Regions from separate parts of the Mus musculus genome. Here region 2 is linked to region 1. The links are chromatin loops, found by intact Hi-C in ENCODE. Cell type or tissue: left cerebral cortex. All regions are shown on one strand. Each heading gives the region's core, and the rest is flanking DNA. Links, peaks and the distances in the headings are about the cores only. Region 1 holds the start of Arc (activity regulated cytoskeletal-associated protein). Region 2 overlaps Mroh4 (maestro heat-like repeat family member 4).

What was found. Peaks named below come from ENCODE experiments on the same cell type or tissue, not always from the same donor. Only the 100,000 strongest peaks of a DNase experiment are listed, where the experiment ranks them.
Region 2: it touches region 1 in a loop (3-fold over the local background); 2 of 42 quality-filtered maps call a loop at or near these places.

Annotation. Positions count from the first base shown.
Region 1 is chr15:74,663,830-74,678,786 of GRCm38, forward strand. It overlaps Arc (activity regulated cytoskeletal-associated protein), which reads right to left and starts at 8,741. Exons shown (of 3, transcript NM_018790.3): 1 at 6,736-8,741; 2 at 6,351-6,490; 3 at 5,252-6,164. The coding sequence starts at 8,543. The coding sequence ends at 7,353. Gm32994 (a long non-coding RNA gene) reads left to right here and starts at 9,184. Exons shown (of 5, transcript XR_003951652.1): 1 at 9,184-9,594; 2 at 11,527-11,657; 3 at 11,769-14,957. In left cerebral cortex, for the core only: a CTCF peak has its summit at 4,129; DNase peaks (open chromatin) are centred at 4,029, 4,616, 4,972, 5,601 and 7 more places; H3K4me3 peaks cover 4,513 bases; H3K27ac peaks cover 6,419 bases.
Region 2 is chr15:74,608,196-74,623,152 of GRCm38, forward strand. It overlaps Mroh4 (maestro heat-like repeat family member 4), which reads right to left. Exons shown (of 27, transcript NM_001177437.1): 12 at 12,906-13,010; 13 at 8,068-8,203; 14 at 7,896-7,990; 15 at 6,715-6,864; 16 at 6,108-6,262; 17 at 5,029-5,173; 18 at 3,676-3,860; 19 at 3,331-3,468; 20 at 3,049-3,160; 21 at 2,702-2,845; 22 at 2,018-2,194; 23 at 1,447-1,602; 24 at 1-38. Among named protein-coding and RNA genes, the nearest start is that of Mroh4, 21 kb to the right of the region's middle. In left cerebral cortex, for the core only: no CTCF peak of the experiment used is centred there; DNase peaks (open chromatin) are centred at 8,943, 9,330, 11,631 and 12,060; H3K27ac peaks cover 1,412 bases.

The sequences.
Region 1 (14,957 bases), core at 2,413-10,412:
CCTGCCCAGGTGCAATCCTTTGGGGGCATAAACGGTTGCTCAGTTCGTGTTTTCTAACCTGCTGGCAGACAGCGGCAGTTTACTGTGTCAGCGAGATATGGTACCAGCCCTTGAAAAGGAGACACTGAAGCCTTAAACCCTGTTTCATGAACAGAGAATATCCTGAGTGAGACACAGACAGAAGCCACTGCTCTTACCCAAGCAGCTAGCAGAGACAGACATCCCCAGGGCATCTGTGACTATGGAGCATTCCTCAGAGTAGGAAGGCCTTGGAAGCGGACCGTGGAGCTCCCACCAGCTGGGAGCTTAGTGAGAGCAAGCACAATTATGTACATGCCCGTGAGGGTGTAGATCAGCCAGTTTCTAGAATGGCTATGATTTCTCTTCCTACACTCAGGCCAAGCTCTCCCTGTCAAGGTCTCTGGGGTGGCTTGGGTAAGCACTAGGGTTTCCTGTAGTGGTCTATGCAGGGGTCATTCTGGAGTAGGCCCAGAAGTGCAGTTGGCTTGGACTGCTATGGGGCAGGAGGGACAAGAGCTTTGAGGTAGGGCCTGAGGAAGGACAGACAGGAGGATGCCCTGCAATTGACTCCTTATCTCTCTTTGGCCTCAGTTTTCTCACCCACACCAGGAGGAGGCATTTTGGCTCTGGGAGTCACTCCATAGCCAAGCGGGGGCTTATGGACCAAGGATCCTGTCCTCCATCTGATTCCTCCACATAGGGCCCCCATACCCAAGTGGGTGCCTGGCCTTCTTCCCAGAGGAAACGGGCTAATGTATGCCACCCAGTGCCTTCAAAACTGGGGCATAAGCTGGGAGCTCTGACAGGCGTGGGAGAGACCCTCAGGAGGAGATGGAGACAAATCGGAAGAGAGGAGGCAGCTGAGAGTCCTCATCTCCTCCTGTGGGAGTAGGAGGTCACTGTGTGACCTGTGAGAGGTAGAAAGTAGCTGACTGGAAGAGGGAGTCCTGAGTAGCCCATGGACAGGCTCCATAGGTGGCTGGAGTCAAGGGTCAGTGGGAACAAGGCAGGTTACCCCCAGGTAGAGCCCTGTCTTTGGCCCATCTGAACAGTTCTCTGACCCTCTGCAGATCCATTACAAACTCAGTCCCTGCCTCTTGCTCTGTCCCACACAAGAAGAAAAGTCAAGTGGACAAAAGGACACATAACTGGGACACTTGGGAGGTGGGGCCAGTTGATGAGGGTTCAGGAGCAGGGACCCAACAAGCTTGTTCTGAATGTGCCTTAGACCTGACATCAGAAGCAGCACTGTAGCTGGCCTCACTGCAATTTGCCCCCAGCCTCGGGTGGACATGTGGAGCAGAGGGAGGAGCCCTTGGTGGGGTAACTGCAGCAAGTTCACATACATGTCCTCACTGAAGGGGCAGGTGGGTACCAGATCACCATGTGGGCAGTGGCAAGAAGCGCATTGCCCTTGAAAAAGGTATGTCTCCATGGTGAAGGGACAGGAGATATTCTGTGTGAGACAATGCTGGCCGGGAGCAGGATGGTACCAGTCTAGATTTACTGCTTCCTGACTTGGGCTGTCCAAGCTTTTGGAAAGCAAAACCCAGGACAGGACCATCTGAGAGGGAGGAATCCATATAGCAAGAAGACAAGGCCTTGAGCTCTGGGGACAGTCCTGACATAGAGGGCACATTGGAGTTAACTCTTTGAGGCAAGAGGAAACCTTTGGCCACTGGCTGTGACACTGCCCAAGACACAGAGTGTCTGCCACACCCCTAATGGTGGTAGACAGAAGCAACTTGGTTTTTAACAGGTCCTCCCGGGTAGGCCCCCAAAAGCCTATGGTCTTGCTCTGGATCCCCGTCAGAGGCTAGGACAGTGACACAGGAGGTCTTTGGGTACTCGTCCCTGTTCTCTGTGGCTCTGCTGATCTCATCCTGGGTCAGGGCATCTGGCCTTAGCTCCCCAAGGGAGGGGGAAGGAGAAATCGGGACAAAGGAAAGTCACATGGACAGACAAGTCCAGGCTAATACGGGCCATTGTCTCAGCAAATTATTTTCCATTCACTTTTCAAGCCTAGGGCAGATGGAACTTGCCTAAGCTGGGGAACAAATAATAGCTGTTGAAACTCAGGGAGAAGAAATACAATACACTTTGTGTTTGTTGGGGTCGGGAGTAGGGTGACAAAGGAACCCACTCTCTATTGACTATGGAAATAGACATGGAGATCATGCTGACATCCCAGGTGACTGGAGAAGGAGCCTCTTGCTCCCCAGTGGAAGAGTGGGTTTCCTCAAGCCTGTGGGTGGCTGGTCACAGTAACACGGCTGTGTTAATGGCCTCCTCCACTGGCTTGTGGCATTCTATTATGACCAGCCAGGGGGTTGGTCTCTGAGAGTCCCCTTGGCCCTGTTTGAAGGGCACATAGACAGTCTGAAGTGGGGTGGTCTGTGTCTTTGTAGCCTCTGCTTCTCTTCACTGCCCCTGCCCCTGAGTCACTGTCATTGCCCTAGGTTCCCAGAGCCTTGTTGAATGAACCACACAGACTATCCTTTCCCATCGAAACCTCCTTGTCCTTTCGCCCTGGGCTCATTCTGAGGAAAGGAACGCCCGCTGTGCCCTGGCAAAGGAATGCCCGCTGTGCCCTGTCAGGTTAGGCTGACAGGCTTCAGCAAGACAGAAGGAAAGCTGTTGGCCGCAGACAAATGGTCAACCTGGAGGCCTAGCCCTCCCCACTCCTCCTCCCTTTCCCCTCAGGCTACTTAACCCTCTCTTCTCTCCTATCCCTCCCACCCCATCCCCTAGGGCATCCACTCACATAACTACTGCTCACCGTCTTGTACTGATACCAATCCCCCACTATACCCACTGAGAGAGAGAGAGGCATCCCAAGACTCAGTGTGCCCTTGAGAAAGGAAGTGGGGACTGGGTGAGGCCACTGAAACTGATCCTTAAATGTGGTCTGTACCTCAAGGGCAGGATGTATGTCACCTGGACTCCAGAAAGGCACAGCAGAGCAGGGAGCCAGGACTAGGTTGGACAGTCTGATGTATCTTGCCCCTCTTGGGATGTCTTCCTGAGTCCTCCCTACCTGGGACTCAGCCCTGTGTCCAGGGAAGCTGGGCTCATTCTCTTCATGCCCAGGGCATGTCTCTCTTTCCTTGCTTGTCCATGTGAAAAAGTGTCCTTCACCTCTCCTACACTGGACAGAGCAAGAGGCAGGGACTGAGTTTGTAATGGATCTGCAGAGGGTCAGAGAACTGTTCAGATGGGCCAAAGACAGGGCTCTACCTGGGGGTAACCTGCCTTGTTCCCACTCAACATCTACAGAAGACAGAGGCCCCATACCTGCCTCTGTTCCTCTCTGAGTCTTGTCAAAGCTGTGTCTCACGAAAGCCATCTTTTGTCCCATCATGGGGTGAGACAGACTTGATATCAGAGAAAGGTCATGCATGACCTTGGGATGCGACCAGAGTCCTGTCTGGACTAGATGTCCAGGCAGAGCCCAAGGGGCATCCTGGAGCCCCTGTCACCGGCCCAGCTCAGTACCAAACCTGAGACAAGCACAGGTCTATCCCTCAGTTCCCCTGCCCTACTGTGAGAGGACTTAGTGATCCATGATACCCAATGTGTAGGTATAGCCAGGGCTGGCGAAGCACACAGTGGGGGTGGGGGAGATGAGGAATTGAGAGTGGGCTGGGCCCTTGCACCTCTTGCTGCACCCCACGTGGGGACCTTTGCCGGTTTCCTTGGGTACAGAAACACAGAACCATGTCTCAAATTGCTGGTGTTCAGAAAGCCTGTCAATCACAGGGGCGACTTATTAAAAGGAAAACCGTGTCTGGTCCCAGGCTCCTGAGCACAATAGTGTGGGAGCAAGAGAAAGCGGCCTTTCTCTGAGGTGGCACCCGCCTCTGCCTCTGCCACTTTCCCTCCCTCTTGTCAGCAGTTTCAGTATGTAAAAGAAACAGAGGAGAGAAAGGGCAGAGGCAGCTTTTCATCTTCCCTGGCGCTTGCGGCTCCTGCTGGCCCTGCAGAGGGTGACGACACTTCCTGGCAGCAGGTGGCTCCCTCCTTTCCATCTGTAACCTGCCTCCCAGGCCTCTGCTCTGGGGCTGGAAGGCTTTATCCTCCCCAGGGCAGGTGCTGTGCTGCTTCCAGGCACCAGCAGGTGCAGCCCTTCCCAGGCTGGGCTGGGCCTGGCTGATGCCATTCCTGGCTAGCCCCGCTGGCCGGCTGAGGGCTCCAGAAAGCAGAACCCCAGCAGAGGGGGCGGTGGGCATGTGCAGATGATCATGGCAGTTGTGATGACCTATTGGGCCACTGGACAATTCAAACACACCCTAGTTCTGTGATGCTCCAAAGGTATAGTGAAAGTTCAGACTTGGGCTCGTGTGTGTGTGTGTGTGTGTGTGTGTGTGTGTGTGTGTGTGTGTGTGTGTGAGAGAGAGAGAGAGAGAGAGAGAGAGAGAGAGAGAGAGAGAGAGAAAGCATGTATGTGTGAGCATGTGTGTGTAGTGGTCATCTGAAAATCCAATAGCAAAACTGAGGCCTCCAGGCTAGCAAGATATGTTCTCCCATGGACACTAGAGTTCTAGCGGCCCATGTTCTTCATCAGACTAAGGTGATATGGCCTAGCACACATAGTCCCTTTTCAGCATTCTCTGTCTCCTGCTAGCCCTACTCACTGAGGTCTGGCTGGCAGTTTACCTCTCCCTCTTCTCAGTACTGCCCACAGAGGTGACCTTTAACAGGTTATTTCCAAGTTTTTGAGTCCAGTACCTCCTCTCAGCACTGCCCACAGAGGTGACCTTTAACAGGTTATTTCCAAGTTTTTGAGTCCAGTACCTCCTCTCAGCACTGCCCACAGAGGTGACCTTTAACAGGTTATTTCCAAGTTTTTGAGTCCAGGCCTGGATACAGTCAAGAGATGGTTTCTCATTTTGTAGATAAGAAAACTGAAGGCCAGAAAGATGGCGTGCACCATCTTTTAGATAGGACATTGACCCTGTCTCCAGATTCCAGGCTGGGCGAGCCCAGTTCTGCAGACGAGATCCCCTGCAGCACACCTGCCACCACAGCTCGGGGATTCAAGGGCCTGTCCAGGCCTAGAGGCCATGGGCTTGGTCTTTGGAGGTCCCTGAGGCCTTTAAGGCCGAGGATTCTAGACTTAGAAGTTTTTCTGGGGTACATAGGCGGTGGGTGTTCCTGTACCTCCTTGAGCAGTGTCCTCTGAGGTCCTGCTTCAGCCCATCCCACACCCTCGAGAAATGGCACATACTCCAATAAGTTTCATAGTTTTATTAACAAAATCATATATAGATATATATCTGTCTTTGAGGTAAGATGGTATGGGCAGACAGCCTGGCTGGATATTCAAGGCTTGGTGAAAATAGGGGATAGCCACACTCTCTTGAGATCTCCAGGGTCTCCCTAGTCCCCAGGGCCTACCTACACACCCTATGCCAGCCAAATGAGTATGGGTCATGGCTTTTGTGCAAAAATAAACTTGTGGGGGCTGGCAGGGGCACAGGGTGGAGGATCTGTCAGAACATCAGTGGAATTGGTCTCAGAACACCAATAGACCAGGCAGATGGAGGAACCGCAACAAGGCCTACTCAGACTGCAGACACAAGCAGCTACCAGCACAAGGTAATTGGAGCTGGGGCTTGGCTGAGGTTTCAGCTGGGCAATCACCAGGCAGGTCAGGGAGGTTCATGGAACAGCCTAGGAGCCAAGGCCTGGGGTCTCCTGGGACTGGGCTTGACCTGGCAGGCAGGGCACAGCAGGAAAGATCAGGCTGGGCAGGGGCCCAAGCCTTAAGGCTCCTGCAAGGGTCTGGTCGGGGAGCCAAAGGCCATGCAGCGAGCTGGGCTCTGTGCCAAGAGGACCAAGGGTACAGACCCTGCTCAAGCTGCAGAGGCTAATGGCAGGCAGCTAGTGAGCGGCCAGCGGGGCGGGCATCATGGCAGACCCGTGGTTTCATGCTGGCTTGTCTTCACCTTCAGCTCTTGGGCTGAGCTGGGGTGCTGCCCCCTGCCAGGCACCTCCTCTCTGTAATCTTGTTTTCTCTGCCTTGAAAGTGTCTTGGAACCCATGTAGGCAGCTTCAGGAGAAGAGAGGATGGTGCTGGTGCTGGTGGTGTGGTGATGCCCTTTCCAGACATGGCAGCAAAGACTTCTCAGCAGCCTTGAGACCTGAAGGACACAGGAAGCAGCAAGATGGTGAGAGAACTGCTCACCACTAGATCCAGGAGGGACACCAGGTTACCCTGCTCCCAGCTGGTACCCCTGGGGCCTGTCAGGACTTCCCGGATAACCCAGAAATCTGGAGAGTGGCTGGGATCTGAGGCTTGGTCAGGATAGGAGGCAAGACTTTCTTACCTGGTGTCATTCTCCTGGCTCTGTAGGCTCCAGCCGCTGCCTCGGCTGGGTGTGAGGACTCAGCCCCTCGGGGACCCTCCGCCTGCCATGGCTGAGTCACGGAGCTGAGCTCTGCTCTTCTTCACTGGTATGAATCACTGCTGGGGTGAGAAATCACAGGGTCCTCGGTGAGCTGGCTTAGCAAATTCCCCCAGAACCGCCCCCACCTCAGCCCCGTCCTTGGACCGTGAAGTGCCAGTGCCCACTACAATGACACCCACTCTGATGCCACTTCACTCCACCCTTGCAACTAATTTGCTAGGGAAGCCTTGAAGGGCTCCTGGAAAGTGGACTTGGTTCTGCACGCCCCCCCCCCCCACTCTAAGATACACGGTGCAGGGCTCACCTGGGGGCCAGGAGGTGCCAGGATGTCAGGTCTGCTGCTTCAGCTGCATTTGTGGCTTCAGCTCACCCCTGGGAGGGGAGCTATGCTGCCCAAGACTGGCCGGTTGCCCTGGGCGGCAGCTAGGGTACCAGCTGGATCTGCTGTGTCTGCAGGAGTGGGCTGCATCCCCGGAAGTTGAGGTTCCCTCAGCATCTCTGCTTTAGCATCTGCCCTAGGATGTCCCCTGGGTTTTGGTGCCTACTTTTTGTTGCCTTTCAGACACTTGGTTTCTTGATTACCCAAAGAGCCCTGGACACTGGAGCAGAATGAGGAAGCCAGATCGTGTTCTGTGATGGTCTGAGAGTGTAGAGGGTGAGGCCAATGGGGCTGGGGGCCAGGACCAGGGCAGACAGATGAGGGGTAGGCGGCAGGTGGGAGCCCTATGGGAAAGGGGCTTCTTGATGTTCAGTCCATGTAGCATGGTTGTGTGGCAGTTGTGAGTCAGGCCAGGTCAGTGGGTGAGTAGATGTCTGGCTGGACAGGGCATCCCTTTGGGAGTCAGCCCCAGCTCAAGTCCTAGTTGGCAAAAGCCACAGGCTGGGTGTGGCAGGCGGGCTGGGGACCCTGGGCTGGCCCCTCTATTCAGGCTGGGTCCTGTCACTGGCTACTGACTCGCTGGTAAGAGCAGGTGTGAGTGCCTCCGTCTCATCCTCTGTGGGCAGTGGGGTGCCAGAAGGCTCAGCTGCCTGCTCCAGGCCGTCCTGCACTTCCATACCCCTCTGGATAAGCTGCTCCAGGGTCTTGGGGAGTGGGTGGCGCAGAAAGCGCTTGAGTTTGGGCTGCAGGGTGCCCACCACATACTGAATGATCTCCTCCTCCTCAGCGTCCACATACAGTGTCTGGTACAGGTCCCGCTTGCGCCAGAGGAACTGGTCGAGTGGTTCACCCTGCTTCTGCGGCAGCTCCAGCTCCCGCTGAATGGCTTCACGGGAGAGTGTACCCTCACTGTATTGCAGAAACTCCTTCTTGAACTCCACCCAGTTCTTCACCGAGCCCTGCTTGAACTCCCACCACTTCTTGGCTGGCCCATTCATGTGGTTCTGGATCTGGGACAGCCAATATTCTTCAGAGCCACCCACCTGCCGCAGGTACTCTTCCAGGTGGCTCAGGAACTCCCGTGGGTCCTCGAAGATCTGTGTATCCACACCAGGGCTCGGTTGCCCATCCTCACCTGGCCCCCAAGACTGATATTGCTGAGCCTCAACTGACTCCTGTTCAGGCAGTTCTCCTGCGGCAGGTGGCGGGGTGATGGCATAGGGGCTAACGGTATAGTCATAGCCATCAGCTTCCTGGCAGTAGGGCTCTGGACCCCCCACACCTACAGAGACAGTGTGGCGGGCCGGCTCGCTGCCCACTGGGTATTTGCCGCCCATGGACTCCAGGCGGTCAGCCCACCTCTCCAGACGGTAGAAGACCTCCCTCCACACGTGCATCTCACGCTTGACCCAGCGCTCCAGGTTGGCGATGGTCTCCTGGCAGCGGCAAAGACAGGCCTTGATGGACTTCTTCCAGCGCTGTGAGTCGCCGGTGGGCACGTAGCCGTCCAAGTTGTTCTCCAGCTTGCCCACCGACCTGTGCAACCCTTTCAGCTCTCGCTCCACCTGCTTGGACACTTCGGTCAACAGATGCCGGTGGGTCCTCCGTACGTGTTCCAGCATCTCAGCTCGGCACTTACCAATCTGCAGGATCACATTGGGTTTGGCGGCCGGCCCACCCCGCGGGGCAGGGTAGGCGTGGAGGCCGCCGGTGGTCATATGGTCCAGCTCCATCTGGTCGTCGGTGCTGCGGCTCCGAACAGGCTAAGAACTCCTCTGAGGCAGAAGCCGGAAGGGAGCAGAGCCGGCGGCTGCAGCGGCAGTGGCAGGTGTGCGGTGCCGGAGGAGCTTAGCGAGTGTGGCAGGCTCGTCGCCGCTGAAGCTAGAGAGGCCCAGAGACTGCGGCTGCGGGAGAACTCGCTTGAGCTCTGCACCGAAACCGCCACCAGCGGCTATTTATGCTGCGCGGGGCCCGTGGGCGGCAGCTCGTGGAGCCCTGGCTCCCATTGGCGGCGCCCAGGCTCCGCGCCAGAGCCCGCCCGCGCCCTCTCCTGCCGCAGGCCCCGCCTTCCGCGCCTACTCGCTCCCCTCCCGTGGGTGCCCTCAAGGACCCGCCCCTTCACAGCCCCGAGTGACTAATGTGCTCTGCTGCGCGCCTCCCACCGGGAGGGATTTTGGGGACCGGAGACACTCTCCTCTACCTAGTCCTGGGCAGCGAGGATGAGGCTAAGGCAGGTTATTACCTACTGTTTGCCCTGGGGCCTCATGATCTCTTTTCTTAGGGAGCAGCTGGACGTTACCCCTCTGAATCTTTGATGCGCCCATCCTGACTCTTGCCCATCCTGACCACACAGTATGCAACTTCAGAAGTGCCTGGTAGGAATCTCTCACTCCAAACCCTTCTATCCTCAGCTGCCTTTGGTTAGCGGGACACACACACACACACACACACACACACACACACACACACACACCTACTTCCTGCCCAACCTTGCCCCAAGAGTCATAAGTCCAAATCCTAGCCTGGTCCAATATTGTTCGGGAACTCCACTCAGGCAAGGCTTTTTCTGGACCCCTTCATAGGTTTGTGGACACTGAGTGGCCCTGTCTGTGTGTCAGTGGCTGAACAGGGCCGCAGTGCCCTGAAACAGATGTATCACTTGAACCTGTACAGACACTGGGGTAGGGCATAGGGATATCAAGATGTGTAGGCAACATTGCTGAACCCTGAAGTCCCTAGGACCCAGCCACAACTGGACCAGAAGCTTCTCAAGCCTTCCAAGAGGTTAGTCCGGAGGAAGGAGGGAGGGAGAAGGAGGAAGGAGGGGAAGGAGCCTGCAGAGGAAAGCAAGATGCCATATAAGGAATGGGGCTCCGGAAGCTGAGATTCCCTCTAGAGGGAGGCCCCTTCCGATTCCCTGGCAACAGCCAACAGCGCTGTGGTGCAGTGGGGGAGGGCATCCTTCTTGACTTACACCAAGCCAGAAACACAGGTCTAGGTCTCCCATTTCCTGATGTTACTTGGGGACATATCACTGCCCACAGCAGAAGCCTACAGGGGCCCACAGACACATGGTGCCTGCAAGAACCCCCTTTCCTCTCTGCCAGCTCCCCCTCTCTCACACTCATACATACACACTGAACACTCATACCAACCAGCACTTAGCCCACTCACACCCTTCCATGTAGACTCATGCCCCCCACTCACGGCCCTCTCTGTGGACTCATGCCCCCCACTCATGGCCTTCCACACACACACCAGTGGCCCCCACTTGTAATCCACGTGTACTCACATCTCAGCTTCTCCCACCCCACTTTTGCTCACACACCTACAGAACTCTCCTAACCTCATATCCCTCAGAGCCCCCTCCTCTGTTTTCAAGAAGCTTTGGGGAGCCCTGCCTCTCTTAGAGCCAACCTGTCCCCCCTCCCCCCCCCCTCCACACACACACCCAGGGCTTCCATCCCTGAGAGGAATGTCTTTCTGGGGGAAAAAAAACTCCCCTAAAATGGCTCTCCTGGCATTTCTAATTAGAGGTGAGTAGGCGGACACAGAAGGCAGGCAGAGGGGCATCACTGCAGGGAGGGGAAACAAGCAGAGAAATTGCTAGAATAGGGACTAACTAGAGTTTTCCTATGGGGGAATCCTGGGAGCCGGGAGCTGCAGGCCTGAGTCTGGAGGGAGCTGAAGGTTAACCAAGGTCCTACGCCATGGGGTAGGGTTGACGGGGCAACTGGACCCTGGTCTGTCTGCACACATGCCAGCAGTAGCCCTTCAGTGGCCAGAGTCAGTCTCTCTGTACCCACACGGAAGCTGGTGGACAGCCCCCTAGAGTGGGGAAGCTGAGGATGAGCAGGCTGGAGAGTGCAAGGGTGTCAACCAGCTGCACTGTGGCCAGTGACCAGGATCCCCCACCCCCTGTCCGTAGGGGGGATTGGGCACAAATGGAGAAGTTTCCGAGGCTGAAGTGCTCTGACCCTCTGACCACTGCATTTCCTATCTCCATGGAGGGCAGTCCATCCAGGCCACTGACCCCGAGACACTACTCTGAGCCCCACTGGGGTGAAAAGTCACAGGAAGCCCTGCTTCCTCCTCCGGGGTCTTCAGAAGCCACGAACACAGGAGCCCAGTGACAGGTGACAGGCACAGGCAACAGCCATAGCTCCTCTGGGAACATTTAATCGCTGCCCAATTATCGCCCCAGAAGCCCTCAGCAACTCCCTTCTCGCCCCCACACTGCAGCCTGGGGCTACATTCTGCTGCTGGAAAAGAGGCCAGGCTGGCTGGCTCCCTGCCTTCAGAGAGGGGGATTTCTAACCCACACTCTTCCAGTACCCGCCCCACTAATCCTGCCCATGCGAGGGGTAGATAGTGCCACCTTCAGCCCCCTGGAAGGCTGGGGAAGGATCAGGGCGGGGGTGGGGTAGGATGGGGGCAGTGTGGTGGGGTGGGGAGGCTGGGCCTGTTCAGGGAAAGAACATGGGGAGGAACCATGGCAAAATTACCTGAGAGATTCTAGATGAATTCTGAGGAAAAGCGCAAGTCCTCAGCAATGGGGCAGGTCTGGGTGAATCTTTAGAGCGCTAAGATCCAGGTGACCTTGGTTCCACAGCCCTGTCAGTCCTGGCCCTTTGTCCCCAGCATTCCAGATACCCTGGGCTCTGGCCTCTTAGCATTTACATTGTGGTGTTGTCATACTAAGGAGCCTTTTTTCAGGAGGAAACCTCCTCCTGAGAGGAGTCAGAGAGGTCTGGGACCAGCAAGTGTCCCTTAGCCTCCTGTCCTGCCCCGACATCTGGAACCTCTAGCACTGTTCTCCTCATCCTCTTCCCAACCCAAGACTTCTGGTGAGTACACAATTCTTGACAGTAATCACATATGTCCCTGTCCCCACCACCTTGGCTCCCAGAGGCATGGGGGCTTTAGAGTCCCTTAAGTCTCCTCCTTGTGCTTCATAGGATATCTTCGAAGTCCCTTCATGGCCACTGTGGGGCACAGCTGTCCCCGGCTAGATGGTCTTCCCAGCAGATGTTTTCTCTAAGGCTGAACAGTCAACATCCGTGAGTAACAAGGGTAAGTAAGCTCCTTCAAGGACACAGCTCACGGCCATCCCCGTACCTGCACACAAAGGCACACACAAGCATGTGCTCATACCCGTGAACATACACACACACACAAGTACCTTGATCATCCCCCACCCTGTGATATGGGTTAAGGGACCCCATTCCTCATGAAGACAGAATCCAGGGCAGCAGAGGTGGATGCAGCAGGGACCTGGTTGGACTTCCTGCTCTCATCTGCCCACAGACTTGCCATCTGTGTGGACGCAGGAGAAAGGGTATAGGCTTCTGCCCCTTGACTGGCCGAGCAGCAGGACCTCCCGCCCAGCCCCTGGCCCAGGTGCTTTCGTCAAATCTCTAGACAGCTGCCTGCTACCCAACTTTGCACAGATGTCTTTTGCTGCCTGGTCCTAGCTCCTGGCTGATGCCCAGGTACCCTGTCCAACTCCAGGTCTATGCTATGGGTTGAAACCAGGGGTCCAGAGCAGTCCTTTGACAGAGATCAGAGGGAGGGAAAGAGAAGAGCCTTTCCACATCCCTTTTTAATTATCTGGCTTCACCCTTCTCTCAGTGGCAGTGTGGGGAGGGAGGGGTAAGGCTCCACCAAGCTGAAGGTGGCTGGAGTCCTTTCTTGGTGTCAGCATGGGACAAGGAAGGAAGGAAGGAGGGACCCCCTCAAGACTAGGCACTGCAGACTTCAGAAAGCCTCTGCCTACTGATGCTTAAAGCCTAGTACCCTCAGGCTGAGCTGACATAAGAATGAGCCGCCAGCAGGAGGGAGGACACCTGGCCCTCCCACCGGCCGTCTGCTGGCTGAATGACTTCCGGTCACCCCCACTGCCAGTCTCTGGACACAGTAGGGCTGGCGATGATGGTCTCTGGAGCTGAGAGCTGAGACTGGAGTCTCCATCTACCCCATAAGGGCACAATGATGCACAGTGATCTGGGGGCTGAGACTGAAGGAGAACATCAAGGTGAGGGGAGAGACAGGGAGATCCTGGGGAAGCTGGGAAAGATGGAGACTCTAAGGCAGGGCTGCAGTTTCATTTCTCACAAAGGTAATCTCATTTGGCTTCCATAGCGGCCCTGGAAGGTGGGGGACCTGCCTCAGACCACTGAGCTAGCTAGTAACAGAGACAGGCTAGGACATGGAAGTGGGACTGGAGCCAAGGTGTGTCGCCATGAGATACTGAGTTGTTCTCCCCAGGGCCCAGCGCTCCCCTCCCTTTTCAGCAGTCTTCATTCCCAAGCCACAGGAACAAGTTCTCTCTGTGCCACCCCCCCCCCCTTCCTTCCTTCCTTCCTTCCTTCCTCTTCCGTCTGGCAGGCTGTGTGCTACATCCTTTTCCCTGGAACAAGGCAAGGCAGCATGTTCGTACAGGGCCCCCACACACCAGACCCTCCTCCCTCATCTCTCCTCCCTCCTCCTTCCTGCCTCCTGCCTCGGCTCCTCCAGTCCAGCCTCTAAGGAAGCCTGGTATTTTTCCATGGAATCTGTGCAGTCTTGATGATCTCTGTACCCCAGGCATTTCCCACTGCCCACCTGACTGTAGACAAGGACACAGGTTTGTGGGAGTCTGTCCTCAAGAGACCTGTGTTCCTCCCTGGTCCCAGCCATGATTCATAAGGGGGACGGAGGGCCAGAAACCTATCCAAGTCACACAATGATAGAGGCTAGGAATTGGGCTAGAGGTCAGACGGAGACCTCCAGGCTCCTAGAGTCCTTATGTAAGACACTCCCTTGTATTATGGGAACATGAGTAAGTCTCTCTAAGTCCCCACCCCTTCCCTGGCCTCATTTTCCCCACCTGATGGCCCTCTGTTGTGCTTCTAGCTTGGTTACTTCTGCAACTTGTCAGCGCCAGCCAGTGGGTGGCCTTGCTTAGAGCCTCCGAACTTGGCAAAGAGCACCCAGCACTTCCTGGGGATTCTTCTTGCAGAAAACAGGCAGTCCATGTAATTGTCATTGCTCAAGCTAGAATAGTCTAGAACAAGGAAGGCGAAGCCATGCAGGCATTGTGGGTACAGAGCTCAGCACTCACACACTAGGGGGCCAGCGTAAGTGTAGAATCAAGAGACAGGAGCTAGACCTGAGGAAGCCCCTTTTGGGTCCATGTCAGATAGCCTGTCTGTGCCTAGCCTAAGCCTCCATAGCGCTGTGGACAGGAACTTTTGCATCTCCCTGAGACTGTGTGTGACTTCATGGCACTCATTCAGCACCTTGGTCTCAACTATACAACAGGCAGACTGTACTAAAAGGCCACTAGGGCACCTCCTCCTCTTCCTCCTCCTCCTCCCCTTCCTCCTCCTCTTCCTCTTCCTTGTCTTCTTCTTCTTCTTCTTCTTCTTCTTCTTCTTCTTCTTCTTCTTCTTCTTCTTCTTCTTCTTCTTCTTCTTCTTCTTCTTCTTCTTCTTCTTCTTCCTCCTCCTCCTCCTCCTCCTCTTCCTCCTCTTCCTCCTCCTCTTTCTTCTTCATGAAGGCTGAGAAAGCACTGGGTGGACCTGTGGCTACAAGGATCCTTCTGACCAACTGTCCACCCTCCTGTTCAGTTGACAAATGCCAACTCTATGTTAAAGTGAGAAAGCCTTGACTCCCTATAGCTGTCCATATTCTGTGCCTCTAGGAAGGGTCTCCAGGCACAGCGTGCCTTGGTCTATCTTGTGTGCATCTGCACAGAGTCTCTGAGATGAGTGGTCAATCTTGGTATCTGCACAGGTCTGGAAATGTGTTTTGTGTGCAACCATATATGTCACAGTCGTAGCCCCCTTTAGCTTTTCCTAGTGTACCTGCTTCCAGCCATCACTGGAATGCAGGAGCCAACAGCCAGACATAAAGAGGGACTGCCAGATGTGTGAGGGTGCTACTCCAGGCCAAGGACATGGCCATGTGGGTTTTGTCCATGTGGGGGCAGAACATGGATGGTAGCAGAGACCAGGTATCAAGGTGAGTCAGGTCTCCCTTATTCTAGCCAGGACACCAGCCTTGAGCCAGGGCCATTGTACCCAGGACCTCCTCAGCCTGGGGAGGACATGGAGGGTAGAGAGGGTAGAAAAGAATCAGGATATGGGGAGATGATTTGGTGGCTG
Region 2 (14,957 bases), core at 4,104-12,103, 54 kb before region 1:
AACAAGATGGCACAGCGCAGGAAGGTGAACCTGGCCTTCTGTAAGTGGAGAACAGAGTGTCTATGCTCCGACCTGTTACCATCCCTCTCATCTCAGAGAGTCCTCAAGGAGAGGTCTCTGCAACAGTACCACCCCTGTGGGGGCACTGAAGGGGACATATCACCAGAGGAAGTGGCAACTCACACCCAACCCAGGCCTTTCCTGTTCTAATTCACATAGAACTTCCAGAAGAGCTGCCTCGGCCTCCTTCTGAAAAAAACCAGCCTGGAGTACCAGCCTTAGAGGGGTGAAGCTTTAATCTACGTTTGGAAAGGAACCTGACTTCCCACAGTGGATATGGGCCTGGGCTACATTTGGATTGTTAAATATAAAGTCTTACTCTTGGAAGCCTGGGAGAACTTATTCCAGGGCCAGAAGAGGCTAAGCTTGGCCTGTGGCTAGTGGATAGAGACTAGGCTAGCCCTAGGGAGAAACAGAGGCAGAGGATGGATCCAGGAGCTCAGGGTGCCTTGCAAAGGCATGGCCTATAAAACGCAAGGTCCTCATGACATGGCTAATCCCAAGGAGAGTTGCACAGCATTCCTTTGGCTTGGGGTAGTGCCACTTGGTAGGCAGGGTACAAGTAGGCACTCCAAGTTCAGCACACGCTCACACCACTGGCTGGGGAGTGCAGTCCTGATGCTGTTTGTATTCTGATGTTAATTCTGCTTCCTCAAGAGGGGCTGCCCACAATGAGCAGTCCATCACGTACTCAGGTGATCTCATGTGAACCATTTTAACTGGTCAGTAAAAGCTAGAGCCTGTGGTTGGACAGTGGAGGGGAAAGGTGGGACTGGAGGTTTGAGAGTGAGGGCAGGTAGAGAGGAGAAGAGGACGAGAGAAGAAGGAGAGAGGATGGAGAAAGAAGAGGAGAGGGAAACCCGCAATGGACCAGAACCACATGGCCAGGAGAAATGGCAAGTAGCAAGGGGTCTTATAGCTGGGGAATAAGCTATTATAGTATTAGCTCTGCCCAATTTAGGCATATAGATTATAATCATAATAACTGGATTGTCTGTTTGTTATATGGAATTATCGGGGTTGGAAATTCCAGCAACAGGGAGGGGGAAAGTAGAGGTACGAAGTCCCTGAATGCTGGACTTCTGCAGCTGATTTTAGATGGTGGTGTGGAGGTCTTCAGCCAGAAGAGGCAGCCCAAGGGCCGCATGGGATATGAGTGAAGAACCTGAAGCAGGTGGTTGAGGCAACGCCACCAAGACAGAGCCCACTCCTTTTCTCTGGTTACTGGGTTGGCCTACAAACCCAGCCCCAGTCCTCTGTCACCTAGATGGCCTCTCATGAACTCTAACCTCACTCTGGGCTCCATTGAGAAAGCTGAGCCCTCAAGTCCTGTTCTCCTTCAGCCTGGCTCTCATAGTTGCCCCAGCTGAGCTGGAGCACACTCACCATAGCTACTTCTTGGCAGGGATCAGCCATATTGAAGAGGAGGGGTACTGTAGCCTGAGAAGCCACATCCTTGAGGCTCTGCCTAAGCTTCTTGCCACCATAGTGGATGACATCTCCAAACAGGAAGATGGCACCTTCCCGAACCGCTGCCCTTTCCTGGGAGGGGAGACAGGTCTCCTGCTCAGGCATGCAACCATCCAGGCTTCTCCCCTCCCTCTCTTCACATGACTCCTGGTTGCCTCACTTTGGCCCTGTGCAGCTCAGGACCAGCCGTCATTGTCCCTAACCCCACAAACCAGTGGCCGCTCATCCTTCCTCAACCCCTTGAAGTCACTGGGTCCTATTGCACAATATGAGGAGTTCATATGGAGTCATTGGCCTGATAACTTGGGAGGCAGAATCCTGAGCATAGGACTCGGTACCTTCACAAACTTCAGCTAGTAGCAGTCTATGGAATCTTTATTCTCAGGTGGGTTCTGGGGATGTTCTGAGGACAGGCACTAGTTTCTGATTGCTATCTGCAGCCCTGCCTTGTCCTGTCCTGACAACCCAAATACCCTGCCCAGCTCACATCTGTGAACAGGCTGAGAAGGTGCTGGGCGATCTTGAGGCTGACAATTCCAATGCCCTGGGCACTTAGACAGTGCAGGAGGTGGCCCATGATCTTCATCAAGCCAGCAGGGTCCTTGAACTCAGGTTGTAGAAAGTTGTCCAACAGCTCCATCAACTTACTTCTTAGCAGAGTTGCCTGCAGGGAGACCACCGTCCTCCAGTAGGGCCCTTGACCAGTTTCTGCCAGCTGCCCCAGTGAAGCAGGTCATAGTTTTAGGCTGACACTGGAGCTTCTGGCCTGCTCAGGTGTGATCTACCCATATCTGAGTCAGTCCAGGTGGGGCAGAGGTCTGAGTGCTAAAGCTGGCTGTTCCCAAAACCACTCCCCACCTCCCCTACATGATGGACAGGAAAACAGACAAAACCACACCATGTGTCTGGAATAGGCCAAATCTGCAGCTGCATTCTAACCCATCATGAGGACCATCAGAACAGGCCTGCTCTGGGAAGTTCAAAAGGGTAGGATATTAGGTACCTGACAGAAGTTATCATCTGAAACAATTAAGCACAACCAACCTGGCTTGATGGTCTCTCTACCACCTTTCAAGGAGATACCCTTACAGACCCTTCCTTTGTGCCTAGCCCTCCCTGTGATCTTTCTGGGATGACAGAGGGTATATCTCTCAAGTTCCTCCACCCTCACCTTTTTAGGGTGCATCAGGGTGCTGCCCAGTCCCTTCAAGCTCATAGCCCGCACCATCTGGTTGCGACTAGAAAGGCCCAGGTTCAGGGAGTTGTACATGGTCTTCCAAGACATGTGCTGGGAGACATCTGGGCTGTTGAGAAACTGGGCAGGGGTTGGCACCATCAGCCCACCTGCTAACCACAGCTGGCAAGGAATCCGCCTGCCCCAGGCCATGAGAATGAAGTGAGACCTGAAGAAACACGTCTACCAGCAAGCATAGCTGACACACAAGGGTCAGACTTATATGCTTTATATCAGAGACAATGGAAGGGAAGTCCACTGGGGTGGATAGGGGACAGGCTGACCTCAGTGATGATGCAGATGCCCACAATGTTGTCTCGCTCTTCGCTGCTCTTCAGGGAGATGAGAGCCTGCCCCAAGACAGCCTTGATCTCGCAGTTATAGTGAGCCATGGCCCTATCACATGTAAGAAGCAGACCCAGAGTCCCAGAGGGCTCCATTCTCCAGCTAGGTCTCAGCACTGCCCAGAATTCTGAGTCTGGAGTGCAGGATCCAGTGTATGGAGAGTGGGCTGGGCTGCCATTCTACCCACTCCCAGGAAGAGGGTGCCCAAGCCAAGGGCTCACCTGGCCAAAAGGGTCACTCCCTTGGGGAAAGTTTCCAACTGCCCGAAGAGCTCCCAGCCCTGGATTAGCTTCACATCAGCAAACACTTCCCAGTATTCGGTGGTCCAGAAGAGGCCCTTGAGTGCTTCCAAGCAGATCCTGGGCAGGGTGGAATAAAACGGGTGCCTGAAACTTGTCAGCTGCTACCTACTAAGACTCCCGTTGTTCAGGACTCTTCCCTCTTGGACAGTTTGGGAACTCTGTCCCAACCCATCCCACCTCCACTCAAAATCCTTCCCTTCTTGGGTCCGTAGCATCAGCATGCTCAGTGAGTGCAAGGGAGGGGCCACAGATGTCTTGGCTCACCTGCAGGGCCCGAGGGGCTTAGAGCCCAGATCGTCTTCCTGGTAGTCAAACAGGCCTTGCACTAGGCCCACCTCCAGCAGGTAGTAGAGCTCTGTGAGGAGGCCCAGAAGGATGCCCGAGAAGGCCCAGCAGACTGTGTTCCGGTACTCCTTGGTATAGAGGAGCTCATAAATGGTGCCCAGAGCCTGAGATGGGTGACAGAGAGGGACCCCTGAGCAGAGACATCAGCTACAAAGGCACTCTAGTCTGGGCTTTGCTGCCTTCGTCTGGCCTCCCATGAAGACCCCTTGGATAAATCGCCAAAGATCCTTGCACTAGCTCTGAGGCTCAACTAGGACCCCTTGCGGTCTCTGGGGCTAGGCTCTGAGCTCCAGACTTTGCTCAGCCTGAATTCCACACGGTTCATTCTATTTTTCTTGGCTTGGCCTCACCTTATGATGAGCTGGGTTTCTCTAAGTGCCCATCCCATTGGGCACATCTCCATCTCTCTTCATTGTTCCTGTCCCCACAGCCAACAGTGGCCCAGTGCATGGTCACTGTGTCTGAACTGTGTCAGAGCAGCCAAGGCTCTCTCCCACTTCCCACTGTAGGTCTTTCTCAGAGCCTCCTTGGTGAGGGCCTCCCCTGGCTCTGAGTTTCTGGTGGCTGGTCCCATTTAGCCCGGTTTCTTTGGAATTGGTCTGTGTTGGGCTGTAGAATCCCCTGGCTCTTTCTGTAAACCGTCCCCCAGCCAGTCCTACGGTGTCGTGCCCAACGTTCTACTTTGTCCTCCCCTGAGTATAAGGGTCTCAGTTCATGGGGCAGAGATAATAAGTGGGTAAGCTTGGGGGTAGTCCAAGAGCTAGCCTTGGCTCCTAATCAGTGCTGGCCATCTTACGTCCCACCCCTGCCCTGCCTTCCCTAGATCCTAGTGGCCTCTTGTCACCCCTCCATCTCTCTTCATTGTCCCTGTCCCCACAGCCAACAGTGGCCCAGTGTATGGTCACTGTGTCTGAGCTGTGTCAGGGCAGCCAAGGCTCTCTCCCACTGTGGAACTTTCTGTTCTGCTCTGGTCTAAGATGAGGCATCTGTATAGAGTAGCAGCAGGGGCCTGTAGCCAGTTGGCTGGTCCCTAAGCGAGTGCCTCAGACACCTACTGAGGTCATGCCTGCCAGGTGAGAGGCTCACTAAGCACAAGTGAAATGCATTGCCCACCTCCACAAATGACTACAGACTGTGATAAAGGCCTGAGGGTGGGGCCCTTGGAGGCGACACAGCCTGCCTCACCCCACCCCAGGAGTCAATTGAAGCCCTGGAGACTGCTGCTGCCCTGGGGGACCACGCTGGTGGCACATTACACAGGGTGATGCTCACCATCAGCGAGACCAGCCGGGCTCGATATGTGGACTGGAGGAGCCTTCTTGGTGGGCGCAGTTTCAGCTTTATGTAGAGTAGAGTTATAACATCACGAGCCACTTGGTAATTGGCAGCCAGAGCCTTCCACAGAGGTAGGATCCACCTGATGAGACAGGGACCAGGCCACCACTGGGAACACTGGGCACAACACGCCAGAGAGGCCTTTATGAATGCTGGTCATCAGAAGGATGTGGGACAGTGAGCCCTGGTGGTGGTGGGGTGGGTAGTAAGTGAGGGGCCCTGGGGTCTATATTCTATGATGCTCTGTTTGATATCTACACAAATCTCAGCCTCTCCAGGACCCCAAGCAAATAGCTGCCTTATATAGCCTGACTATTTTTTTTGGAAGTAGGGGCAAGTGTCCCCGACTCCCACCACTCAGATAGTTTGAAGAGAAGAGGGAAGCTAGCAGAGCCAGGAATCACTCCAGGCAGAGCTCATGAGTCCCTCGTTGTACTTGGCTCCCTGTCAAAGGCTGTGTGTTGGGAGATCAGCCAGTGCCCCTGCCATATACCACACTGCCAAATATATACATATATTCATGAGGTGCTTAGCATATGGCTGGCCACCTAAGGACCAACGACAGGCTTATGACTATGCTGCTGTTGCCAGCAGCCCCTAGCCATGTTCTGAATTAGTAAGGCCTCATTGTCAATAGACTGCCTCTTGAAAGACTATCTAGACTGGCAGCTGGATTCAAGACTCACTGAGGCCCTGGGACCATGGGGGGACCTGTGGATAGGTGGAAGGGCATCTTTGTGTATCTTCACAGCCTTTGACTGGTCTAGGGCTCTGAGTACAGGTCAGTCTCTGGTGACTGTGAATCTGAGATTGTTTCTACACCAATGCTAGAACCCTGTTTGATTCCCAAACACCTTCAGAGCCCCTCTGGCCATAGCCCAGAGTCAAGAAAGAGACAGAACCCCCAAATGCCTATTCTTGCCTAGTGTACTAAGTAAACTATGGCCCAGAAAGGTGGACCACCACATGCCTGGATGAGGACCACATTGGGGTGTCTGGGTCAAGGGAAGATATACCTCTCTGAGGGCTGACATAGGGATAAGATCACCTCCACCACCTCCTGAATATGCTGGGTCCCCAGAGCCAAGGTGGCCTGACTTATGGCCTGCTGGACACTCTTGGACTGGATGTTCGGCAGTTCCTGGAACAGGCCTTGCAAGAGCTCAGCTATCTGCAAAGTGGAATGCAGCTTCAGATGGGGCAAAGCCCTCTGAGTTCCTGGTAGGACTTAGCTATACAGTTCAGCTCCCCCATCGCTATCACTATTGTAACAAAAGTAGGGTGAACAAGCCAAGGGGTGCAATGTGGTTGACCCTGTAAGAGGATCCAAGTGGATGGGGCCTGGCAGTGCCCAAGGATGAATTTTCAATTTAGTTGGTGAAGCCAAACTGGACAGCAGTTTGGAGCTGCCCTCTCCCACAGTTCACCTGTGAGGCAGCAGAAGATGGGTCGGGGATCTGCTAGACTAAGGCACCTGGCTGGAAGTTCATTAAGACACCACTCCTGGACTACTAGGGTGGTCACTCATTGTCTCTGTGATTACATGTGAATGAGAGGGTGTGGAGCTTGCTTGCATGAGCATGTACACACAGTCAGAAGGGAGCCACATCCACCCAGCCTCACCTGCTCCTTCCTGAAGCCAGGCTCCACACAGATCAGCAGCAGGAGCTTAGCAGCAAGGTCAGAGTGGAGATGATTATAACTGCCTAGACTGTGTACCAGCGTGAGGATCAGTTGTGTGTGCTGTGCCACTGTCAGGTCTTCCTTGAAGACCTGTGTAGAGGCAAAGGCCAGGGAGGGGGAAATCTCTGGTCAGCAATAAATCAAACCAGGCAGGGGGTCTTCCAACCTCTTACCATAGAGGGAGTGATGGTCTTGTATACAGACAGTTATGTAAGAGCTATGGACAAAGGTTTGCAGGGTTCCAAAGGCTCTGTGGCTGCACGTGTGCATTCCATAAGCTCTCAGCTGCCTATTCTCTGAAGACTTTCCCAAGGGACAATGGTGGTAAACAGCCTTGTAAGGAGCCTGGCTGTGTCGGAATGATGACCGGCTCCTGCCCAGATCTAGCCTTCCTCTGTCTTGCTTCCCTATCCCACCACCTCTTAAGGATGGAACCCAACCTGCTTTCTTTTAGGAAGGGTGCCACTAGGACAACAGATTCAGCCTAGTGCATGGCCCAGGAGACACTAGATGCTGTAAAATGTCACTGCTTCTGACCCAGCCAGTCTCAGGAGCAGCTGGATCCACCGACCCAAGTGACCCTCACTTAGAAGGTAAGACAACTGAGGCTCAGGAAGATGGGATGACTGACCCAGGGTCATCCAGTGATGGAGCTTTGACACAAATTCAGCTCTGATCTTCTCTATCCAGTGTAATAGGCAGACCGAGCCTGAGGAGACTATGGGGGTGCGGGGGGGGGCGGGCGGGCAGAAAGTCCAGAGAACGGAAGTTCCTCAAGCTTACATAGGATGGGGAGGGGCAGTGCTGAGAACAGTGTATCCCCAGAAGAACAGGATAAGCTGGCTTCTCTTGTCCCCAGAGGGAGATACAAGTGAGAATCTTTGCCCTGTGGGTTTAAAGGTCCCATCTGAGCAGAGGCTGCTGGGAAGGGAGGTACAGAGAACTTCCCTGGAAAGAGCAGAAGTCCATCCCATCCTGGTTCTGCCCAACTGACTTGCCTGTTCAGGTCCCTGGGACCCTGAGGACCCATCTATTCAGGCCTGGGAGTGGGGAGGAAGGAACCATTTAACCACTGAGCTCTGGGGCCATCAGAGGCCCAGGCCCTGCCTGAGCAAGCTCACCTTCACCAGGTGGTAGAGCTTCATCTCCCACTCTCTAAACACGTTGCTTTCAAAGTGCTTCATCTTACTCCACTGCGCAGACTCCACCAATTTCCCTGTGTACAGTTGTGCTCAGGAGGGCTGCTTCTCCCTGCTGCCCCCAGCCCCGAACCCCTGCCCCTGCTGCACTCACCCTTCTGCTGGAAAACAAGCTCCATGAGCAGGTAAACACAGAAGTGAGAATGCTGCTGTGTGATCTTGTCTTTGTCCCGCCACAGCAGAATCAGGATGCCTATTTGGTGACCCAGCAAGGACGGCACGGCCTCTTTCTGGGGAGAGAGAGGCAATTAGCAAAGCCAGGTCTGGCTTCTTTTGTGACGATTCTTGCTTCCACTCCTGTCCCCAGCATCTTTGGGAGACACACTGGCTAGGGTTTGAGAGGGGCTCCTGTCTCACTTGACCTTCACCTCCCTCACCTGTCTTCTCATCTGGAAAAGGCATTTCTGTTTTTAACAAAAGTCTGGGTCCTTCAAGTGGGTGTGTGCAGGTGTGCCTGTGGATATGTATATGTGCCTGCAGGCTTATGTTCATGTGCATGCGTGTGTGTGTGTGTGTGTGTGTGTGCGTGCGTGCGTGCGTGCGTGCGTGCGCTAGTAAGTGAGTATGCATGCAGGCTTACCAGTGTGTACCTGCATGATGGTATGTGCATGTATGTATGCCAGTATATATACATGCATGATTGTGTGGATATGTGTAGTCTTGTGTGTGTGTGTGTGTGTGTGCATGCCTATGCATGCCTATATGTCTGTGTGCATGTGTTTGCCAACATATATCCATGTGTGTTGAGATTCATTTCTCTTGGCTGCTTTTAGGATTCTCCTGTTTCTCACTGGTCTTCAATAATTTGGGCTGTGATGTTTTCCTTCGAGTGTGTCCTGCTTGGGATTTCTTGATATCCCTATCTGGAGGTGTGTACTTTCTCAGCCAAACTGAGCAGTTCCCACCATGGCAGCACCACCTCCTCTGCCCCCATCATCTCACTTCTCCCGGGATCCTGCTTGCATTCCACACATTTCCACACCCACTGGGCTTTTGCCCTGTTCCTCGGGGCTTTCTTGTCCCTTTGTCCTGGTTCCAGTTCTGTTTTCTTCTGTGCTGGTTGAGCTGCTGGTTAAAAGAACCAGTGGCTTTTCATCTCGGATGTGTGCTTCCTTTACAGTTCTAGAATGTCCCTCTAACTCTTTCTTGTGGTTGTCGCATGTTTCTTAGCATCATCGACTTCCCTCACACTTGTGTGTTCTTTTAAGTTCGGGAACACAGCCATACACTATGCAATGTTTCCTTGGTTCCTTTTACCATAGGCAAAGTGGTGCAGAACGAGTGGTGACAGAGACCTCCTGGCAGTCCTCCCAGAGATGATGGGGAGGGCACATGTTCCCTTCTCTGAATGTCCAGCCTATGAGGTCTGGAGGGCCACATGGTTGGAGCTTGACTTTGGTGAGTCTCTGGTGCCCGAGTAGGTTACACCCAAGCTGACGTCATCCCAGGCTGGGGCGTTCTACACTGGTGGTGTCTGTGGGTGTGGAAAGTGGTCTGATGAGGATTGTGAAGCACTGGGGACAGGGCCTTGGGATGGGAGCAGCCCCGATCTGTAGAGTCTCTTTCTCCCTCTGTAGGCCACACTGCTGTCCTCTCAAAGTGAAGCTTCTGCTCCAGACTTGGGGGGGTGACAGAGCAGAGCAGCCTGCTTACTGTCAGCCTAGGACTTTTTTTGTATCACTGGTGAATCCATCACTCTGGAAAGCCTAGTATCGGATGCTTCTTTCTGAAGTCCACAGGCTGAGCCTCTCAGCTACCTGCCAGATCCCAACACCCAGACTAGCATTGCGGCCTGAGCGTGTGCAGCAGCCATCTCACACCTGGCCAGCCTGCCCCACCCAGGAGGGAACACACCAAGTGCAGACTCAGCAGCCACCTCAGCTGGTGCTAGGTGTCCAGGCTGGTGCCTATTCAGAAGAACCTCTTGTGGCCTCTACTTGTACTGTGCCCAGGATCTAACCACACACCATTACCAACCCAAGACTCACTCAAGTCCTCTCTCATGAGGCTCCTTAGCGCCATTTCCACCTGCCTTGACTGTCCCTTCTCTTCTGGGGGGTCTGAGCCCCCGAGTGTAACCCTGAGCACAGAACAGTGTCCTCTCATCCCTCTCTAAGGCCCAACCCTTAGGTCCTGAGTAGAACAGACCTCACTGCCCCAGGCCTGCCCCAGCCTGGATCCCCAAAGCCAGCTTCACAAGGTCCAACCCACAGTTTCTGGTAAAGCTCTCACTAGCATCAAACCTTGGTCAGGCCTAACTGCACGCGCAGGAGGACCTTAAAAGCCATTTCATCTTCAATACTGGAGCTTCAATTTTCACTTCAAACATGGAAGAATAGCTCAGAGTTCCTGTGTGCTCTCTGGCCAGTGCTTCCCCTTAGCTACAGTCTGTTCACTTTGGATCCCTCCGTTCCCCTCCCTTCTTCTGACAGGGGACACCAGGCATTTTACCTCAAATACCCCTACTGTCTATTCCATACTAATCAGGAAACTTAGTGACAAATGCAACAGTCACAGTCACAAAAATCTATTTCAACATCAGCATCCTTATCTAATCCACAGTCTATAGCCAAAGTTCATCAGTTGTCCCAATACAAGGATACTTCACACAGCACTAAACACACAGACACACACACAGACACACAGGCACACACACACACAGAGAGAGAGAGAGAGAGAGAGAGAGAGAGAGACAGACAGACAGACAGACAGACAGACAGACAGACATGTATTAAGAGCATCCAACCCTAGTACAAAGCCACATTCTCTTTGATGGAGGTCCTTGTCTGATTTCAGGACACCCTTCCTTCCAGACACCCCCACCCCCAAACAAACACCCCTTCTATCATTCATAAATTAAATTTCAAAATATTTAGAGTAAATAAAGTTTTAAACCAATAATATTTCAAAACCCAAACTACAGAATGTTTAGCACTTTTTATGGTAATTTTTATTTAAGATTGTAGTTACAGAGAGGTTACAAGTAAGTGAAAAATTCAATAGTTTTGGAAGTTTGAATAGGTCCCCACGTCTGTATTCTCTTTCTGCTGCTGTAAGAGTAATTGAGGCTGGATGATTGACAGAGCAGTTTATTTAGCTCACAGTTAGTAGTGTAGACACTAGGCAGTGCCTTCTGGAGAGGGCCTCTCTCACTGTGCGCTGGATGACACTTGTCACTAGTGCGTGCCAGCTCAGCGTGTGGATGATAAGAGAGACTTCCGGTCTCTCAAAGGATAACCAATTCCTGAGAGGGGCCAGTTTCAAGGTAAAGACATAATTCCCTCTGATGAAACTCATCTTCCAACATCTTCATCAATTTCCACACTTCAGCCACAGCACCCAACACTCGGCTTCTCAGCTGTATCTCTTCAGTTCATGCCTGTGAATGGCTGGGCGGGTGTTGCCATAGTTACTTGCCTGTTATTATTGCTGGACATCTACAGGGCTCCCAGATCTGCTCCAGTATGAATAACACCATATAAGTGTTCTTGCATAAGCCTTTTTATGGATATAACTTTTCATTCCTCTCTGGTAAACAGCTAGGATCAGACCTATGCATTTAGGGCATAAGTGTTATTTAACTTTCAAAGAAACTGCTGAAAGTTCTGCCAGGCAGTGTTAACATCCTACACTCCCCATGCTGTGTGAGACATTTCCGGGACTCCACACCTTGGCCAACACTTGCTGTTCCCAGTCTTAATTTTACTCTTCCAGTGGGTGGGTAGTGGTACCTTGTGGTGGTTTTATTTGCATTTCCTTTTTGACCAGTTATGTGGGGGCACATTTCATTTTCATGGGTTCCGCAATGTCCCCCCCCTTTTTTCATCTGCTTGCCCATTTTAAGGGCTGGCTAGCTTTTTACTGAGGTAGTTGATCACCTTGTCTGGACACAAGTCCTCTGTGAGATACACACATTGCACACACTTCTTGACTATCTGTGTCCTTTGGCTGCCGGGGGCACAAAAGTTCCTCATTTTGATGAGGTCAGTTTATCATTTTTGGTTTGGAGATGAGGGTCTCATATAGTCCAGGCTGGTCTCAATATGTAGCCAAGGATAAACTTGAATGGCTCACCTCCCTGCCTCCACCTTCTGAGTACTGAGATGGCAGACATACACCATCATACCCACTTCATGTAGTGTTAGGGCTCCAGCCTCGGACTTGCTCTACTAACAGCTACGTATGCCCCCACAGCTCATTTTATCTCATTGGTAGCTTCTGCCTTCTGAATGCTGTACCACCAATCTGCCTGCCCTTCCTTTATGAGGAGGGTCTGACTTCTTCTAGAGATCTGAAAGTTCTCGGCTTGAATTAGTCACCCTTATCCTCTCCTTCCTTTGTCCCTCCTCTTCCTCTCCCCCTCCTTCCTGACATGATTTCACTGTATAGTTCATGCTGGCTTCATATAATCCTGCAGCCCTTCTTCTCAGTGCTGAGCTACCCACACCTGGCCCATGAAAAGCCTGTTTATAATTTTCCTTGAGGTGTGGGGTGGTAGCTGATACCTACTACCCTAAGGAACTTGGGCTTGTCTCGGACCTTCCCATCTAAGCCACATGCCTCCATGTGAAGCAGCTGGAGCATGAAGGAGGGCACAGGGACAGGGTGACTCACTTTCTCTCAGCTTCTCCATTCCCGGCTCTCAGATCAGCTGTTTCTGGGACTATATAAGACATGGTGTTCTTCCACACTGCAGCCTTCCTGACCAGACACAGGCTGTTTCCCCAGAGCCCCTACCCCTCTCACGCCTCCAGTCTCTGCCCTCTGTTGTGTCTCTGTTCTTGGGATTTCCTCAGGCCACCCCACTGAGCTGTAGTCACAGTCCCCAGCCTAAGGGCTCCGAGACAGCCTATGGAAAGACCATGTCCCCGGATGCTGACCTCCATTCCCCCATCAGGTGCTCGCCATGGTTTGGGGGTATAGGAAACTCACAGCAAGCTTCAAAGAGTCCACCACATATTGCAGAAGCAGGTAGATGGACTGGACAGCCCGACTGCGCTCATGGATCTTGTCAGACATCAGCCAGTATTCTATGTGCTGGGGTGAATGGAGCAGAGGGTGAGAACCTGGGCCCACAGACCATATTGCTCCCAGCTCTAGATGAGCCCTGAGTAGGGCTTGCCAGGAAGGAAGGGAAACAGCTACCCAGCCAGAGCACTGGCCTCCTTGCCTGTCCATCAATCCACCCCTTCAGTTCTGGGGTGCCTCACAGCTTTGGACCATCTTAGATGTAGAGAAAACCTAAGAAACCTTCATGTTCTTCACAGCCAACACAATTCTGCTAGCACCAGCTAAAAAATAAATCCTAGGATAAACACAAGCATCCTACAACTCAACTAAACTTTAATACTATCAACCTGCATGCCATGTCAGGTCCCACAGGTTAAGGGCTCTGTCCCCGAGACTTCCCCAACTCTGGAGCCAGTCACAAGCCCCAACTGTGGTTCATGTTTCAATCCAACCCACTATAAATTATATTAGGCCACCTTTCGTTACTGTAACAAAATACTCAAAGCTGACTACTTTACAAAGCTGTTTGGTTATAATGGCACATGCTCTGGAGGACTTGGTGATGGCCTTGGTTACAGTCCTGAGGTGCTAAGGGACACCACATCACAGAGACTGGAAACACATATGTGCCTGTTTCTTCCCAGCTCCCCCCACCTCTCATAAAGGCCATCACAGGAGGGCTTGGGCTCAGTGTTAGAGCACTTAGTGCTCTAACCATCTCTACCTAGTACTTCTCTCTCTCTCTCTCTTATACACACACACACACACACACACACACACATGCACACACACACACACACACACACACACACACACACACACACACAGCTACCAGGGTTCAGCCATGTAGTTTTCTGCCTTATTCCCAATACTAGCTTAGGCTTGTAGCCTTTAAAGTGCCTCACAGTGGGGACCAGGTTTCAACAGATACCAAAGGACAATAAATCTGTGTTCTACCACACCCATGGGGGCCTCCCCCGCCACTCCTTCCTTAGGGTCATTGAATTTACTGGAACAGTGTACACAACTTGGGGACACTCTGGTGTGTTTGCCCGTTTATTACAGACGGCATGACAAGGTCACCACAGATATCACACAGAAAGAACACATAGGGCCACAAAGCTCTCATGTTGTTCCTGGTCTTGTGCCAGGTCTGGATGTCAAAGGTTCAGCCACTGGAAAGTCTCCTAAGGCTTGAGCTTTGGGGATTAAGGCTTTGGTATATATTCATGGTTGGTCACACAGCTGCGGTGCACATACCAGGCCAACCTGTCATGCTCTCGGGGTGGGGAAGGGACAAAACTGCAAAGTCCTCTGATGACTCAGCTGTCTCCATCTGCTCGGGCTGCCAGGCCTCACACACATATCATCCTCAAGCGGAGGAGAGGGACTGTGTGAGGGGCAGGGTGAGGACCAGATACTACTTCAAAACCATGCAGGAACATGACACCTTCCGAATGCTTAGGAAACCCTGAGTTCATGGTAAACTCTGTAGGTGAGTGGCTTACCGCTGGGCCTGACACAGAACTGGCGCTTGGGAGAGTCTTTCTCCCCTGGGTGCTTCCTAAGCCACTTCAGGGACAGCCACTGGGCTGAGCAGAAGCTTTTCAGATGCCTGGGGCCAACTGCTCCAGTGACCTGACCCTTCCTTTTTAGTCCTATGTTCTGGGCCAGTTCCCTGATGTTGGTCCTATCACTAGCCTCAGACAATCAGGGATACATGCTGACTATGACTGACATGTACCCACCCCTCCCGGGGGCAGGGATCTGACAAAGCTCCTGCTCAGCATGGCTAGGACAGGGAGAAGTCTATCTAACCAGAATGGGTCACCAGGGGTCACTGCTTGGGATCAGTCAAGCTTCTGGGCAGCATGAAACTCTGGCTAGTGGTACGTACCGTGGCATTGTTGACTTGGTACAACCACAAATTGAAAGACATTTTCAATAGTCTGACTATTGAAGGATGCTGCCATA